Linked DNA regions of Mus musculus: region 1 is linked to region 2. Evidence: chromatin loops called from intact Hi-C (ENCODE). Cell type or tissue: left cerebral cortex. All regions are shown on one strand. Each heading gives the region's core, and the rest is flanking DNA. Links, peaks and the distances in the headings are about the cores only. Region 1 holds the start of Arl6ip1 (ADP-ribosylation factor-like 6 interacting protein 1). Region 2 holds the start of Smg1 (SMG1 homolog, phosphatidylinositol 3-kinase-related kinase (C. elegans)).

Region 1 (5,372 bases), core at 198-5,197, 110 kb after region 2:
TTCATCCTCAGTTACCTCGATAGGGTAGGTAGATTCCTAATAGTGCTGGTGAGCATCACAATGCTGTGCAAAGATTCAAGAGGAGGCAGTCACTGTACTTTGCCTGCTTTTGGGCCTAGATAACGTCACTGTCTACAAAAAGCTAACTGCTTAGGTTTGAAAAGGCAACCATGTAGAGAAAACTTGACAATTGGGGCTCATTGGGAAGTTCTAGTGCTAATGTTAAAAACTCAAATCAGCTGGCTATTTGAAGATGGCAAAGAATATAGTTCTGAAATTTTATTTTTCCACAACAGGGTGATTGGCAGTGGTTGTTCTCCCTTTTTCTGACAGTGTGGTTCAGCTCCTGTTTCAGATTCTGTGTCATTTTTCAATTTACAAGTCACTTAAGTTTCTACCTGGAATGTCAGGTGGCAATGACATCACATTTTGTGTTTTTTTTTTTTTTAAACTCTTATTTAAGAGTAAGTTGAGTTGAACTGAATCTTCCTTGTCTTAGTAACATTGTACAAATAGTGGCTTATTTTTAAGTTGTAATGCCTCCTGATGGATATAATTTTGTGCTTGTATTTAAGATTAAAAGTTGAATAAATAACACCAGCTTCCTGAAAATGTCCATAATGCATCATTTGAAAAACAAAAACACCTGCCTACTTTACATTAACATGGTAAAGATTGTATGAAATACCTGTTTTTCAAAAAAATAAAAATAAAGGTTCAAGTCTTAAAAAGATAACAGTATCTAAGCTCTGAATTTATTGAAGTAGATCCCAGAAAGTTTGTTTTGCAATAGTTTTGTGGCTTTTTTTTTTCATATTATCTCTCCAAATTAAAAAAATTTCTTAAAAAATGTTTTACTCCCTTTTGAACAGCGAGTTAATTATTTCAGTAGGAAAGTTCTTAGATAAGAATCGACACCTTCAATCCCAGGGGAGGCAAGGATAGGTGGAATTTCTAGGCGAATCTGGTTTATAAAGCAAGTTTCAGGACAGCCAGGATTACACAGAAAATGCATGAAGCTTAATTTTAGCAATATTTAAAACAAAACTGCAGAGCCTTAATTGTGAGTGAAAGCTCTGAAAGAAGAAGAGTATTTGCAAAGATCTTCTTCATTTGCAGTGCCAAAGTTCTGAGGAAGATTTGTGTTACGAGCTTCATCTTCTGACACATTTCAAAAGGTCACTTTGTGGTAGAAAAAGAGGTGTTTGTAACCTCTGAGCCATTTGGAAGGTTAGTGAGAGCTGGATTGGGACCTGGGACTGGCCTAAACTTAAATTTTACTTTGGGAACACCGACTAAACTAAGCTTTCTGGGGCAGTAGCCAAGTTGCCAAGGAAAAACTTATTACTCTGCCCTCTCTTAGCAAAGTGACTGCTCCTGGTACCACCAAGATGGGCACCTCATTGCTTGGTAGCAGCTGTTTGGGTCCTTTTGTTCTCAATACTGAGGAGAAGGAGGGAATTCCAGGCTTTACAATTTTTGACATGATTTCTGTATCAACCGAAGTCATAATATCCCCCCCCCGCCCCGCCCACACACAATGAGCGTCCTTCCTGGTCAAAACTGTTGTCTGTACCTTCTAGTACTTTCCACAAGTTCTATGACAAATTGTATGCCCCTTTGACAGAGCCACCATAGGCCAGGAAGGGACCAGGCATATTTAGGAGCACTATGTGATCTCTCACATTTCTCTTTAACCTCCAAGGCCTTTAAAGAACCTGGGAATTAAGGAACGAAGTGTTTTTAAAAATAATTTAAAATTAGTTGAAGGTCGTATTTAGCCTGGCTTCCCCATACATCCATTAATCTATCAGTCTGAAGCCCTCCAACATCCGAATTGCTCCTCTACTCATCCATCCCTCCGAATGAAGCGCTCCCCTAGCTACCTGAAGTACTCATAGATTATCAAGTGAAGCACCCCGCAAATGATTCCCCCAAAAACTGGCTGCAAATGAAGCCCTTTAAGAGTTTGTGCATCTTCCATGTTCTCCAAAGGCCAGAGCTGGGGAGAAGGCACAGACAGCGCTCACTTGGGGCAGCCAATACTTCAGTCAGCAGGTGCCACAGCAACCTAAAGCGTCCTTGCCCTTCCAGCCTCCGCATAGGATGCCATTGCGCATCCCCTGCGCAGCTGAGCGGACAGGCGCCTGAGCGGTTTTGATTTCCAGCAGAAGAGCTAGGGACTAGAGAGGCCCCAGGATTTAGGAAGATCTGGGTGAGAGACTAGGTACGGCGGTTGAACCGCTTCCTTCCGCTCCGCCTCTCGAGGGCCACACCCCTGCACTCTGATTGGTCAGAGTCTTTCAGTTTCGCTCTCCTTTGACCTGGATTTCAAGTCATGCGCTAGCTGCCGGTTGGCCCGACTTCCCAGAAGCCGGAGTGCGGTCTACCCAATGAGGAGCGAGTTTCGCGAGGGCTGTCGGGAAAGGCAGCTAGCCTATATAAGCAGACTGCGGGGCGTTCCCCCGCGCTCGGGTTGCCTTGCTGGTGTTGGGGGGATAGTGTGTGTTCGCTCGTTGATAACCGCGAGTCTGGAACGATGGCGGAGGGGGATAACCGCAGCAGCAACCTGCTGGTGAGTTGCGGTGGTCAGTCTGTCCCCGGAGTTTCCGGATGGGCCTCCTGGCCTCGGTGGACTACCAGGGACAGCCAGGCCTTATCTCCACGGTGGAGGTCGCTGCTGGCGATCCCCAACGTCCCCCGGAATCCTGCACCATAAGGCTTGGGCCGTGCGTGAGGAAGTGTGAGAAGGGGGCTGTGGCAAGAAGGAACCTGGGTAACAGGTTGGGGCACTCGGCCGCCAGGGGCCTTGTCTAGCGCTCCGGCTCAGGCCGGAGACCTACCTGTTTTGCCCTTTGATCTTAATCTCATGTTCCGTAGATTATTTTTAATCATGATTCTTTTTCTCCTAAAACTTGGCGCAAGGGTGGAGGGTCAAAGGGCTGCTACAGAGAATTAGTTTATCGCTGACACAGAATTTGTTGGAGCTGGCTGGTTGGAGTTCACCGCAGGAAGCTGAAAACGGGTTCTGCGGAAAGGACAGTGGGGGATCCTGGCACTTGTCTGGGAACTGGCGAGGGACTCACGGGACTGGATGCAACTTTAAAAATGATTTAGCACGGATTTGACGGAGCTACACGAGATGATGGTATTAGAAGAGGGCGCGTTTGCTTCATTACAGGTCTTTGTTTTTGGTTAGGTCTTTGTTTTTGGTTTTTAAGGCTAGGTTTTCGTGTAGCTTGACGAGGCTAGCCTTGTATTTGTCATCCTCCTGTGCTGGGATTACAGTTGCGCATCACCAGGCCCTGCTAGTTTCAAATTTTTAACTGCATCACCCACCTAGGCAAGAACGAAAGATCTTTTTTTTTTTTTTTCTGTATTGTCATTCCCCAGAAAAGGCAGGCCATATCAGAAATGAAAAAAGCAATCAGCTTTTAATGCCTGCCTTTTTAACTGCTAAGTGCCGACAAGATTCTTCGGGACAGTTTTGATTAGTGCAAGATTTTCAGTTTGTATTTGTGTTTAGAGGTGCATTCCCTGTATCCTTAAATTCCCTACACACACACACACACACACACACACACACACAGTACCATACAATAGAGATGCTTACCCTGTACCCTTAAACTCCTCCTACACAATACCAGCAAACAATTCAATAAGAGGATTAATTGCTGTACAAGGAAACTATCATGGGAGAGGGCCTGATCACTACTATTTCCATCATTTTAAGGAGAGCAAGTCCATTAGTCTTGGATTTCCTGGATTTAAATATATTAACCCCTTTATGTCTCAGTCGCCTTATCTTAAAGTAGAGGTTGTGAGAATACCTTTTCCAGTTTTTTTGGAGCGTCAATTGAAGTATAACATGTAAAATGTTTAGGATTTCTAGTATGGGGAGATGTCAAAAGTACTTAGTCACATATCTCATCTTTATTAAAATTAGCCTGAACTGTTCTATATTTGCATATTCCTTTGTGAAGAGTTGATAGTGTCAGTTGGGCATTGTGTGTATGTAGTTCCTGGATGTTGAATCCAGAGTTCTGCACAAACAGGTTCTAAATACCTTCCGTTACCAAAGTCCCTGATAGGTTCAGGTCACAGTAGCCCATGGTAAAGGTGTGCTTTTGGCTAGTTGTCACATATGCAGAAAAATTTTGAGATTTAATTGAAATTCTATCATTAATGATGAGGAGCCATTAAGTGCTGAGCTCACATAGTTTGGTTGAAAGAGTTTTCTTTAATTCCACAGTGACTGCCAACATCAGAGTCATTCCATTATACAAAGCTATTTTAGAGATTTATGTACTTAGTGTTAAGGGAAAGGTTCTCCTGATGGATTTAGAAGGACTTCAATCAATAAAACGGCCAATCGACAGATCAATGCCAACCACCTGAAATGGGCAAACAGAATATTCAATCTAGTAATATTCTGAGCACTGCCTCTTGGCTCTGTGGCTGCATTTGGGGATATTAGTTTCCCATATTAAGCTCACTTTCATGAATATTGAAATAAATTGTGAAATCTTGGGAATATTATTATACATCATGGACATATGGCCCAGTGCTAAAATGACCATTAAAGCCTAGGCTTTTTCCTACCCATGGATTTTCATATTTGGTGCCAAAATTGCAGGTTTTCATGACTCACCTTGTTTAAGATAACAGTTTTGTAAAAGGCATTTTACGTGTTTTTGATGCCTGAGAAAGTACTCTCTGAGCCACCAAAGTGTTGAGATTGGCAAAGTAACAGTCTTAACTGTTGATCATGTGTAGGCCGTGGAGACTGCAAGTCTTGAAGAGCAGCTGCAAGGCTGGGGAGAGGTGATGCTGATGGCTGACAAAGTCCTTCGATGGGAAAGAGCCTGGTTTCCACCTGCCATCATGGGTGTGGTTTCCCTGCTGTTCCTGTAAGTGAGATTCTATTGCTAATGCTCAGAGGGTTCATAGCCTGTGCTTAGAGAAGCTTTTGTAATACATAATCCAAAAGGAATGCCTTTATTGCAAGCAGCTTGCCCTCTTTCTAGATTTGTAGTCCTTATGTAAAGTTGTAACTTGATGCAGTTGAGTAAATCCCGGACACGCAAACTCTTGTGTTTCAGCACTCTTGCTTTATTATATTCCTTCTAGTAAATTTTGAGGACCCAGCTGGGCGTGGTGGCGCACGCCTTTAATCCCAGCACTGGGGAGGCAGAGGCAGGCAGATTTCTGAGTTCGAGGCCAGCCTGGGCTGCAGAATGAGTTCCAGGACAGCCAGGGCTAACTGAGAAACCCTGTCTCGAAAAAACCCCCAGGAAAAAAAATATTGAGGACTCCAGAGGTTTTGAGTACTGCTGTTTACATTAACCGCTATGGCTGTGACAACATCACGC
Region 2 (5,365 bases), core at 366-5,365:
AAAATTGGTCCAGCATGGGCTATATAAAACTCTGGCAAACAGACAAACAAATGAACAAACAAACAAACCAACACACTGTGAGGGAAACAATCTAAAAACCAGACTTTGGAACTGAGGAATGGCATCAGGCAAAAGGCACCTGCAGCCAGACTGAGAGCTGCTCTAGCAGGGAGCGAGAGGGGACCTGAACAAATTGGAGGACTTCAGTCAGTTCTCATGATAGGTCCTGCCCTTAGTGCTTTCTCCCTAAGCTTCTTGAGGGCTGGGTGCTGATGGCTGTCCTAGTGTCAATTTCTTGGTTAGTAGGTACTCCATCAATTTTGCTGAATTTCGACTAAAAGACCAAACCATGATTAGATGACATATTAGAATGTACTAAGGACTGGGGCTGGAGAGATGGCTCAACAGTTCAGAATATGTACCCCATCTATATATTCTTATTATGTAGTCTGGCTGTCCTGGAACTCTCTGTATAGACTCACACTCACAGAGATTTCCCTGCCTCTGTCTCCGATTCCCCAGCTTAAAGGTGTACTTTACAATACAGGGCTCAAGAACATACACTGCTCTTACAGAGGACCTGAGTTTGGTTCCCAGCACCCACTGGCTGGCTCCAAACTGCCTATAACTCCGGTTCCAGGAGATCCAACGTTCTCTTTGGACTAATAGTACCCTATTAGTATTTGCTACTCCCCACTCCTATAATTAAGAATAAAATACTTAAAAAATACTAGATTATGTGTTTATCATTGCTTCTATAATTAAACATATAAGTAACAAAACAAGAATACCTTCTAAAAATCCAGGCATGGGGCTGGAGAAATGGCTCAGCGGTGTTCTTACACCGGTTTCTCTTCCAGAGGTCCTGAGTTCAATTCCCAGAAACCACACGGTAGCTTAAAACCATCTGTAATGGGATCTGATTGATTCCCTCTTCTGGTATGTCTAATGACAGCCACAGTGTACTCATATAAATAAAATAAATAAATCTTTAAAAAAAAGGCAAAACCAGGCATAATGGCACATGCCTGTAAATCCAGCACCCAAGAGGCAGATGCAGGAGAGTTATGAGTTGGAGCCCAGCTGTGCTTTTTAACTTATGCACCTGGTGGGTCCCTTCCTTGTATCCTTTTTTCAGTGAGAAGTAAATTGGCATTTATGAAGATGCCCAGAGCAATTTCAGTATGGAAGCAATCTTATTGAAGTAACGATCATTATTTTACAGCACTGGCGATTGAACAGGAGGCCTCAAACATGGTAGGTGACCAAACTGCTGCAACACTGAACTACTTTCCAGCTCCATTATTGATTTTTTTTTTTTTACAGTAGGTTGGTGACCAGGCCTGGGTCTGGCCAATTCCTTGTGGGAATTTCTGTCTTGAGTCAAAGATCGTATTTTTCAGAAGACTTTCCCCCCACTTCTTCTGCAATGGTGGGCAATGTGGGTGGCAGAAAGAGAAAAAAAATCATTTGATTGTCTTTTGGAATAGCAGGATCCTCCTTCATTGACGGATTTGTGGGCATACTCAGGATCAGATGGTGGAAAAATGTAAGGGATATACTCATAGGGAGATATCGCCTGATAATTAAGTACTTTAGTGATAGTTTTATTTCTTGGGGGTTGGGTAGGCAGTGTCCCATGTAGGCCAGGTTTGCGGAAGGTGAGCCTGAACAACTTCCGGTTTCCATTTCTTGAATGCTAGGGTTACAGACACATCGTCATGCTGCATTTATGGGGTGCTGGGGATGGAACCCAGTGATTCGTGCTTGCTCCTGCTTTGAGCATTCTACTTTCTGAGCCATGTCCTTGGTAACAATTTTGAATTACTTAAGTGATGTATACATACTTCTCTTGTGAGGCAAAACGATGGATGGCCTAAAAACTTTATGTGGAAAAGGTTTAAATACTTGCTTGATGTGTATCTCGGCTATTTTTAAAGTTGAGCCTGCAGCTAGGGAGATAGCTCAGTCATTAAAGTGCTTGCCCCGCACACACGAGAAACCACCTGAAAAAAAGCCAGAAATGGTGTCACCGTTTGTAAAGCCAGCGTTGAGGAAACAGAAGATTCGTGGGGCTCTCTGGCCAGCTAGTGAGAGAGAGACCTTGCCTCAAAATACATGGTAGCTGGAGGCTTATGAGCAACACTTGAGGTTGTTCTCTGTACTTCACATGTAAACACGCACACAAAGGAGTATATTGCGTTCACATAATGTGCCCAGTGCTTTATCGAATTCTTTCAGGAGAGTGTGGGTAACAGGCCTCTTACTACTAGAAGGAACCAGATTACAGAGCACAGTTCATGGGGCAGGAAGCAGGCGTTGTTTTTCACTTTTGGAAAATATGTACCAGGACTGCATGACATTTCAGGTAGGGGTTGAAAAGGTGTCGCTTTCACTTCCCCTTCCTCGATTTTACTATTCTGACTTTTTCCCTTAAGACGGTGGCAGGCAGGTGGACGCACGTGAGCGCCAAGGGCACATCTGTGTGCGCGCATTAGCGCTCAAGGGCACGCTCCCCCTCCTGTCCTCCATTGGACGCCTGTTCACACCTGACTGCCGGTCCTCCGAGTGTATGGGAGGGCGTGTGTGGACCCGGGGTGGAGATCCCCTCTCCCATGATGCCCCGCGACGAGTCCACATTGCTCTCTACCACCCGCAGACAGAGCTGCTGCTCAGGAGGCCCAGGGAGGTCCGCTCGGGTCCCTGCTCTCCAGTAGTTCTCGCCTTCTCCTCAAAGCCCCACCCCTTTTAGCTACGCGAACGCGGACCTCGCCTTGAAGTCTAGGCTCTCAGAACTCCAGTGCCTCTCGAGCAGGTCCCGCCTTTTGACTTTCGCCCCTCCCCTCTCCAGGTTCAGCAGCCACAGACCACGCCCCAACTAGTCCCGCCCTTCTTCTCCAGGCTTGGGGCGCGCCGGCACCGCCCCTCCTAGGTGACCCTACCCCTGTCATAAGCCCCGCCTCTAGTCCATATTCTGTGACCAATAGCCCCGCCTTTCACCCCGAGCCCCGCCCCTCTCCAGGCTCCTAGGGCGCCGGCACCGCCCCTCGCTCCCAGCATGCCGTGCGGCAGCGGCGGCGCGGCGGGCGGAGCCGGGAGGCGGGGAAGCCGTGGCCGTGTGAGCGTGAGGAGCCGCCGCCACCGCCTCCTCGCTGTCCTCGTCCTCCTGGGCCCCAGCGTCGCGGGCCGCGCGCTGCCCTGGAAGAGACGTCGCCTCGCCTGCCTCCGCCTCCCCCTCGCCGCGCCGCTCCCGCCTCCTGCTCCTGCGTTGCGGGCTCCAGCGGAACCCGGAACGGCCGTCCGCCTCCCCCGCCCTCCGCCGCCCCCTCCGCGGCTTCCTCCTCAGCCCCGGGCCAGATCGCAGTGTCGGCGGCGGCCGGTTCAGGCGGCGACTCGCGCTTCTTCGGGCGGCGGCGCTTGGCCATGTCGTGTCGGGGAAGGTAATGAGCCGCAGAGCCCCGGGGTCTCGGCTGAGCAGCGGCGGCGGCGGCACCAAGTACCCGCGGAGCTGGAATGACTGGCAACCCAGGTGGGTGACCGCGTCGAGCCTCGCCTGGAGCTGGCCGAGGCCTAGGCCCGCGGGACTGGGAGGCGCGGCCTAGGCCCGCGGTCCCTGGAGCCGGGCGCGGCTTCCTGGGTGTCCTCCGGGCCTGGTCCGGCAGGAAAGCTGCGGGCAGCGGAGGCCTCTGTGCCCGGCTGGCCGCCTCAGCCGGATGGCTGGAGCAGTGGCTCTGAGCTTGGGTGGAGGAGGACGTTCCACTGCCGTCTAACTCCAAGTTGAGATTTGAGGTCCAGGAACCCTCCCTGTTACCTATTAACTTCCTCGGCTCCGCGTCCAGTCCTCATGCCAAAGACCACCTTAACTCTGCGTCCTTCTGGACTCCCACGTGTTAATTAATGTATTTTAAAAGCTGAGAACTCTACCGAGGTCTTCCTCTGACTTTAGACAGGATGTTAGTCGACCAAAAGATGAGATTATGGGACTGTGAATGAAATCGACACAATCAGGCACTGGGGCATTTTAAGTTTTCCCCAACTGCAGAAATAGTTTTTCTGGAAACAGTAATTTCCCAGGGCGCTTTGGAGTGAATTTGTATTCTCAGGAGTAGAGAAATTTCGTTTTGCATGAAGGAATTGGAGTCTGGTTGGATTTAAAATATTAAGAGAAAAATACGAAAGAAAAACTATTTCTAGTCAGTTCTTTCTGATTATGGACTGGTTATACTTAATGTAGGTTCCCATTCTTTGCTGAGTAAAGGCTTCAAGTATTCAGAGACTACTTGAGCTTTAACAGTGCCTAGGACTTCCTAAATGTATAAAACCTGTCTTTCAGTAGAAGTTGATGTATTCTTTGAAGTACACTCCGTTGTTCAGAATGGCCACGTGAATGGAAAGCGTACACTTTTTGGTGTTGGTCTTGCTTTCTAGTAGATCCTCCTAATTTCAGAACAGCTTGGAAGTGGAGTATTTTAGAAGTTAGTGTGTTACATTTTAAGAGTTGGTAGAGAAATTAAAATGCTCTTTGGCTAATAGGGGTACACTTATTTTGTTTAACGTGCATTCCTAAACATTGTGTCTCTTGAGAACTGATGTTTGTGACTAAATGATTGTAAAAACGAATGCCTAAGTCTAGATTTGAGATTTGAAGCAGTTATAAGGAGTGTTTGCAAAATCATCGCTTTGACTTGCCCTGCATGAAGGTTTGTGCAGTGCGTTAAATAAAACAAGTTGACATTCTTTTCATTGACATGCTTTGATTTCACTGTTATTGAAATGTGTGAGGTTTGATTTTAAGCAGCTGACACATTAGGTGATAAATGAACTTGAATTTGACTTTTGATAGAGCTCTTATTTAAAAATGGATTCTACAGCTGGCTATGGTGGTGCACACTTTTAATCCCAGCACTTGGGAGGCAGAGGCAGGTGGCTTCCTGAGAGTTTGAGTCCAGCCTGGTCTGAGTTCCAAGACAGCCAAGATAAACCCTTGTCTCCTGTCTCGGAAAACAATGGATTCTACTATATTTTAGCATATTATGACCTGTATACACACACACACACACACACACACACACACACGCACACACAAAAACACACACAGAGCAGAATGGCTTATATAGTTAAGGAATATGTGCATAGGTTGTTAGTTAATGTCACCTATGTTTCAAATATTTTTGTTTCTTGGCATAGTGAGGGTGTATGGGGAAAGGATGAAAACTTTCTATGAGCTCTGATTGAATTCTTGGATAGAGAGTACGACTATGATGAGGTGCACACGTGGGTTTATGGAGTACAAGGCAGGAGTACTTGCTTTCTAGAGGAAACAGGAATATACACATACCTCATAGCAAACTTGGTTTATTTGTAA

What was found. A loop is a pair of places that touch in the nucleus more often than their neighbours do. Peaks named below come from ENCODE experiments on the same cell type or tissue, not always from the same donor. Only the 100,000 strongest peaks of a DNase experiment are listed, where the experiment ranks them.
Region 1: a loop joins it to region 2, with 3 times the contacts of the local background. A loop is called at or near these places in 2 of 42 quality-filtered maps.

What each region holds. Positions count from the first base shown.
Region 1 is chr7:118,126,672-118,132,043 of GRCm38, reverse strand. It overlaps Arl6ip1 (ADP-ribosylation factor-like 6 interacting protein 1), which reads left to right and starts at 2,419. Exons shown (of 6, transcript NM_019419.2): 1 at 2,419-2,575; 2 at 4,777-4,910. The coding sequence starts at 2,540. It overlaps Smg1 (SMG1 homolog, phosphatidylinositol 3-kinase-related kinase (C. elegans)), which reads left to right. Exons shown (of 63, transcript NM_001031814.1): 63 at 1-732. In left cerebral cortex, for the core only: a CTCF peak has its summit at 2,758; DNase peaks (open chromatin) are centred at 2,351, 3,014 and 4,736; H3K4me3 peaks cover 2,592 bases; H3K27ac peaks cover 1,366 bases.
Region 2 is chr7:118,241,369-118,246,733 of GRCm38, reverse strand. It overlaps Smg1 (SMG1 homolog, phosphatidylinositol 3-kinase-related kinase (C. elegans)), which reads left to right and starts at 3,097. Exons shown (of 63, transcript NM_001031814.1): 1 at 3,097-3,529. The coding sequence starts at 3,444. It overlaps 4930583K01Rik (RIKEN cDNA 4930583K01 gene), which reads right to left and starts at 2,827. Exons shown (of 2, transcript NR_027879.1): 1 at 2,769-2,827; 2 at 1,183-2,006. In left cerebral cortex, for the core only: no CTCF peak of the experiment used is centred there; DNase peaks (open chromatin) are centred at 2,213 and 2,924; H3K4me3 peaks cover 2,619 bases; H3K27ac peaks cover 1,597 bases.